Regions from separate parts of the Mus musculus genome. Here region 1 is linked to region 2. The links are chromatin contacts, found by POLR2A ChIA-PET in ENCODE. All regions are on one chromosome and are shown on one strand. The core of a region is the stretch at or near the end of the contact, and the rest is flanking DNA. Distances in the headings are between cores, read along the strand shown.

Region 1 (3,630 bases), core at 718-3,217, 44 kb before region 2:
AACATCCACTCCCTCACTTTTCAACAGTAGTAGAAATTAGTCGACCAGCCATTGGCCAGATAAGGGCTTCATTTAGCTCTCCTTGCAAATAGGTGTCACACTCACATGACAGGGTTCTGTCAGAAATGAGGAATGAAACTTTGGATCACAGCCTCAAAGCCAGGAAGTTCAGCCCCCCTGCCTCCCCCTCCTCCTAGTTGTTTGGGAATTGTGGTCACCTGTTTTGGGTCAGGACAAGAACAATACCCTGAAGGCAGCAGACAAGGAAATGGAAGAAACCAGTGTCTCTCACACACTGAGGGTTTGCAGCAGCTCTCAATGATCTACCCAGACACGATGCTTGGGCAAAACGAACTTCTGTCTCATTCAAGCCTTGTACTTGACCTAGAAGTAGCCTAAAGCAATCGTCGATACCTTCTGAGCATGCTGTATGCCCCTTTACAACAGCATGGCATTGGAAGAGGTCAAGTGTAATTGCTTGTAATCAGAGCTACTTAGGAGGCAGAGGCAATTAGTTCAAGGACAGTCTAGGCTGCGTAGCAGGATTCTGTCTCAAAATCAAAGCAAACAAAGGACTGAAGATAAAGCTTAGCAGGGCCCAGCAAGGTGCTTAGTTCAAAGTCCAGGAGCAAGATAAAGTACTAGGAATCTATAATGTAAGTGTTACCAATCCCCTGCCCCCCCCCCCCCCCCCCGCCTCTGACTGGAAAGTGCTGGGATAAAGGCCTGCAGTACCATCACCCAGCTATTTTATTTTATTTTATTTTATTTTATTTTATTTTATTTTATTTTATTTTTGGTAAGAGGCCAGGTAATGAATATTCAAGACTTTGTAAGTCATCTTGTGCTATACAACTCCTCACCTCTGTGGGAAGAAACACAGCTATAGTCACAGAACTGAGATTTAAATTATATCAATTCTAACATCATAAACTTTATTCTTTGTTTTTTTTCCCAGTAATTAAAAAATGTAAGACGCATACTTCTGTAGTGTGCTGTGAGAATGAGATGGAAGGCCTGTCTTTTGAGCCAAAAGTTGCTAACCGTTCCTCAAAATAGGTGAGGAAGAGTGTATCCCATGACCTCTGTTGCTTAATCCAAGAAAGCAGAAAGTAGTTTCCAGCTTGTCTGATGTGTTAGAAAGGTGCATACAGATCAGACCCACTACGTCTAGATCAAGTGGGCAGCCTATGTCTGGTTAGGCAATAGAACATGCTTATGACAGCCCCCAGTCCAAATGGGTGCATTGTGAAGTAAGGAGCTGGTGACCTTCCATTATGTGGCAATCGGCCTTCTCCACTGAAGAAACTGTGAAACTGGCTAAGAATTTTCTCTGCTCCAAGGAAGGAGTGTCAAGTGGTCTGAAAAAACAGGCATTTGAGTTTCAAACATTCAGTTTCCCTTTGACGACAATATTTCTAAGATCTGGGGGTTTTGTTTGTTTGTTTTAAAACCTTGCCGTCTGATCCCGCAGTGAGGGGTAACTAAGTTAATATGCGGAGGGGCCTTTGTATATTCCCATGGTGCTTGAGTACTTTCTGATCAGTACATACATGGTGACCACTCCAGGTTTCAGTAGGCGACATTTTCTTGACTAATAAGAGGCCGGGGCATAGACACACAAGTCAGAGTTGTTCCTACCACTCAGTAGAAAAAAACCAGCTCAACCAGGATCCAGGCTAGCCAAGCGTCGTCACGGAAACCTGAGCAAAGGCTGGAGAGGAGGGCGAACCCTTGAGCCCCAATAGAAAAGTCACAGCGGCAGGGCCAGAGCTGCCCTCGACCTGAGTCTGAAAGCGCAGGCTGCTTGACCCCTCCCGGGGCGTCCAGAGCCAAGCTCACTGAGGCCCCGCCCCGGTCCCGCCCCCAGCCTCGCCACCGCCCGCGAGCTCGCTGAGGCCCCACCCCCCCGTGGCCCGGCCTTGCCCCGCCCCCGAGGCCCGGCCCCGCCCCCGCGGCCCGCTGCTAAGTGAGTCCCACCGGCGGAGCTGGCCCGGGCGCTGTGCCCTCGCTCGGCTCTCTCCGCCCCCCGCGCGGGCCGCGGGCTGCGCCGGGTCGCGGCGGGCCCCGCAGGCAGCCATGGCGGCGGGCGCCGGGGCCAGGCCGGCGCCGCGCTGGGTAAAGGCGCTAGGTGAGCCGCTCAGTGCCGCGCAGCTGCGGCGGCTGGAGGAGCACCGCTACACCGCGGTGGGAGAGTCGCTGTTCGAGCCGCCGCTGCAGCTTTACTGGACCTGGCTGCTCCAATGGATCCCGCTCTGGATGGCCCCCAACACCATCACCCTCATCGGCCTCGCCATCAACCTGGTCACCACACTAGTGCTCATCTTCTACTGCCCTACAGTCACGGAGGAGGTAGGGCTGGCCGCCCGATGGTACTGTTCCCTGGAGCCCCCCTTGGGCCTCCTTCGGAGACGGCTCCACTATAGGCGTCAGTGGAGCGGGGAGACCCTGCGTAGCGGAGCATCCTCTAGGTCTCCCTCTAGGAGGGAGGTGCGGACGCGACCAGATTGCTGTCCCCTGGCAGTATTCATTTTCAGCCTCCCCGGGGCTCCTAGAGACTGTCGCACCACTACCCCAATCCTGTGACCATTCTGAGCTTCTCTGGGGGGCAGGGGCGCTGTCAAGGTCACTTACTGCCCCAGCCCTGTCTGCCAATCTCATCCCTGGGGCCATGGGACCACCAGCCCATATTTCGCACACTGGAGATTAAATACCTACATCTCCATGCTAGCAGGACTTGTGGATGGGTTAGGTAAGGCCAAGTGCCCTTTAGCACTTTATAATTCTGTTTCTCAAAGGTGGTGCCTAGCGATCCTGAAATTACTGGTAGCACTGATCGAAGATAAGTTATTTCTGGATAAGATAAGAAACTTCCTCGTTGCTTCCTTGGCTTTTTCATGAAAAACAAACAGGATGTAGGTGACAGTCTTTACAATTATCTAGACTTTGAGATTATAAATACCAACATATTTTATTAGTTGTAATTATATCCAACCTAAGTCTAAAGTAAGAATATTAACATGGGCTTTAGACAGTGGTGGTCAGAAGTGGTTCATTGGGCTGAGTATAGAGAGCATAAAAACAAGGGAGAGTGTCTTGAAACACTATATAGGATAACATTGCAGATTCCATGGCATTACTTTCTTTACGCTCCCTCTGTAATTACGTGTAAATATAGATCGTGCACAAACTCGAGAGTCGAGGTTGGATACCAGGAATACAATAGAAATAGCTCATGTTCTGCATCCATGCAAACACTTCTTTTTAAGGGCTTAGTGGAGCCTGCCCTTTAAAACATCTTGCCTGCCAACAACTGTGTTTGTCACGTGTACCTCCACTGTCACTTGTTTTCATGTGATTTAAAACACTAAGCTGTTTGGGGTTTCACTGGTTCCCGAACCCCCTGAAGCTCACTGTATCAGGATGGAAGCATGGCAGGCCTGCAAGTGAAGGATTTGACTCCCCATCATCCGCCACCATGGCAGACCTAACCGATCTGTTTTGAAAATAGAAATAATGCCTGCCAGGCCAATTTTACAGGGCAGCTGTGAGGACTGAAGGATACATGCAGATAATTGTAGGGCCCTGCCCTTTACTCAACAAAGTAAAACTCTCTCAACCTATTAAAAA
Region 2 (3,445 bases), core at 186-2,685:
CGAGACAGGATTTCTCTGTATAGCCCTGGCTATCCTGGAACTCACTTTGTAGACCAGGCTGTAGATCCTAAACCAGAGAGAGTCCCATATCCAAACACTTAATTTTCTCAGTCTGACCCCTAAATTGCTATACTTCCTATTTTTAAGTTTCTTCATCCTAACCCCAAATTCCCTGATTCCTTACCTCCTAGTTGACCTATGCCACCTCCTCCTAATCCCCTTGGACAAAGGCCCTAATTCCCTAAACCCCATCTCTAAATTCTCTCAGGCCCACCCCCATTTCCCTAGGCCACAACCCTAATTTGCCAGATCCTACCCCCATTTCCCTAGGCCACCCCCCACCCCGTAGACCACACCCCCTAGTTTGCCAGGCCACACCCCCAGTCCCCTAGGTCCCGCCCCTAATTCGATAGGCCCGGCCCTTAACTCCCAGCTGCCAGCCTCCATTTCCCTTGGCGCGGACCCCAGTTCCTAAAGTCTTGCCTCTAACTTTCCTTAGCCCCTGGCTCCTAGGCCTGGACCCCTAATTCCCTACCGCAGCTTCCTAATCCCTTAGGTCCCAACCGCTAATTCCCTCGTCCCTGACCCTGAGCCCTTAGCCATGACCCCTAGCTCCCCAGGGGCCGCCTTCTGACTTCCTTAGCTCCTGACCCCTAATTCCTTAATTCCCGCAGCTCCCAAACCCCGATTTCCTAGGCCCGCCTCCTAATCCCCTAGGCTGCCATCTCTTCCTTCCCAAGCTTCGGCCTCCAGGTCCCCTTGACCCCTGACCCCTACTTCCCCATTGACCTCCGTTGGCCGTGACCTTTAATTCCCTCAGCCTGACCCTTCTTCCCTAGGTCCGGACCCCTACTTCCCTCAGCCCTGACCCCTAACTCCCCAGCCCTGCTTCCCGACTGCTTTAGCCCTTGACTCCTAGTTCCCTCGGCCCTGCCTCCTAATTGCCCGAGCCCACGACTCCAACTCCCTCAGCCACGACCAACTCCGTCAGCCTGACCCCAGTTCCTTCAGCCCAAACCCCAACTTCCTGCGCCGGACCCCCAACGTCCTGTGCCGGACCCTCGACTGCCTAGGCCCGAACCCCAACTCCCTAAACCCTAGGCCCGACCCCAACTTCCTGCCTGGATGCCCAACTCCCTCGGCCTGACCTCCGCTCCCCTCAGTCCCCGCCTGTCCCCCACCGGCCATGGTTGGCGACTGGCCTGCCTTGGTTGTGGCGCCTTCCCCCCTGGCCGGGACTCCTCCTCTTCCCGAGGCCCAGGCCCACGAAGGCCAAGCCGACCCGGCTTTCACTCCCCCATCTCCTTACCTCAGCGGCTCCGGTGAGCTGTCGCTGTCCCCACACCCTCGAAGCATCTGAGGAAACCTGGCCCTTGGGCAGGAGTAAATACAGTCCGGCCCCGACCAAGCTCTCTGCTGATTGGCTGAACGCCATGGGTACACACACGCTTACGTATAGCCCCGCCTCCTAGCACGTGCTCCATGCCCGTTCTCACGTGGGAGCCAACGGCAGGGACACGATGGGCGGGGCACTTCCATGATGGACACCTCACCTCTACCCTGAGAAGCAGCACTTTCCCGCTGTTCCTTCCTTCGCTTTAGGAAGTCTTATCCACAGCACACCCGACTCTCCCATCCCACCTGACCTGGCCATCTTTGCTCATGGATCCTCATTCACACCTATATGGAAACTATAAATTATCCATCTTCCCGTTTCCTGATGTCTTTGTTTGATTCTTTGTTGTTTTCTGATACGGAGTCTCAACTCTAACCCAGGCCGACTTCAAGCCCCATGGTAATCTTGCCATAGCTTCCTAAATGCTGGGATTATAGGAGTAAACCATAGCCGATTTACATTTTCTGAGTTTCGATAACACATATAGTCTTTAATATAGCAATACATCATAGTTTTCTTTATGCCTGAGCATTGCAATAACGAAAAAATTCAACATTTAATATAATATTCTGCAACTCACTTTTTATTCATTATTGCTATAAGAACCGCTGTTATTATAGATAGCCAGGACTAACATGCAAACAGGATTTATGGTACAGCAGTCACTAGAACAGAGTTTATAAGGTTTTTTATGCTAGCTTTTGATTTCTGAGTTTTTTCTGTGTTCATTTTCATATAAAAAATCATCATTACCTTGAGTGCTAAAAAATCATTCCTCTACAAGTTCCATGAGTCATTAAGTTTTTAAATATATTTTTAAAAATATTTTAATTAAAATATTTAAAAATATTTTAATATTTAAAATTTTAAGAAAAAATATTACCTTTTCTATAGAAACTGATGTCTCATAATTTATTAAGAAGTGTGTGCTCAGGGCCGGGCCTTGGTTGGCACACACTTTTAATCCCGGGAGTTCAAAGCCAGCCTGGTCTACAAAGTGAGTTCCAGGACAGCCAAGGTTACACAGAGAAACCCTGTCACGGGGAGAAAAAAAAAAGTGTGTGCTCAGAAACGGAGGAGGAGTGAATGGGGGAGGGGGAGGATTGGGAGGAGAGGAGGGAGGAAGAGTAACATATGAGAGAAGGATAAATAAAACATTTTTTTAAAACCGTGTTCCCTCCCTTTAATGACTGTGTCATACATATATCATGTCCCTGTTAGCTTTATGTCAAGAAAAATTTTGCTAGAACAACTGTACATATACAGCTCTCAGGGAAAAGGCTTTTGCCAATGCAAATGAAACAGCTCTGCTCATGCAGGCAGAAGTTTCCTTACTCTGTTTAGGCAGGGGAGGTTGCCCCAGTAGGTGTTACAGCTCTGCTGGGAAAGGTATCCTGGCAGTGGAGATTCAAGAAAAACCACAAAGTCACACTACACAACAGACCTCACACAAGAGATTTACTGGGAGGGAAAAATCCAGGAAGGCGGCTGCTTCTGTTATGGTGAGAAAAAGCAGGGAACTGGGCAGAAGTCAGGGTTATATAAAACTTCTTGGGGTAGGGGGGTCGGGGTGGGGAGGCGGAGCAAGGAGGGAGGAGGGCATTCTTTTCAGTGTGCCCCGGGATTGGAGCATTATCTGGCCTAATCTTGAGGCAAACTCTGGGATTGGTGGGATTTTGTGACCCGCTCTTGAAGCTCAGAGATTCGTAGGATTTCATGCTCAGGGAATTGGTGGGGTTTTGTTGTTGTTTTGTCTTTTTGTTTGTTTTTGTTTATTCTTTGGTCCTGGTCTCAGGCTTGGAGTTAAATTAGGGTCAGGGTGCCTTTTCCTTGGCCCTTTTAGACTCTACATTTACGGGGTGTAGTGTGATAATTTGACAGTTCGTAAGATCAAATCAAAGTATGTTTCCCAAAATTTCTGCGTTTACTCTTCCTGTTGTTCAGCTGGCAGATTTCCCTATGTCCCTCGTGCAAACCACAATTTTCATCGCTCCAACTTTAGGGAACTTTCAATTCGTGGTACAGCAATTCTCACACCTTGTTCCTCGC

Evidence for each region. ChIA-PET counts read pairs that join two places held with the same protein, here RNA polymerase II (POLR2A).
Region 1: POLR2A ChIA-PET joins it to region 2 with 16 read pairs in embryonic stem cell. The contact joins the promoter of Chpt1 here to the promoter of Sycp3 in region 2. POLR2A ChIA-PET finds 5 or more read pairs at or near these places in 3 of 5 experiments (Patski and embryonic stem cell).

The regions. Positions count from the first base shown.
Region 1 is chr10:88,502,307-88,505,936 of GRCm38, reverse strand. It overlaps Chpt1 (choline phosphotransferase 1), which reads left to right and starts at 1,967. Exons shown (of 8, transcript NM_144807.3): 1 at 1,967-2,352. The coding sequence starts at 2,080.
Region 2 is chr10:88,457,577-88,461,021 of GRCm38, reverse strand. It overlaps Sycp3 (synaptonemal complex protein 3), which reads right to left and starts at 1,435. Exons shown (of 9, transcript NM_011517.2): 1 at 1,310-1,435. The coding sequence starts at 1,356.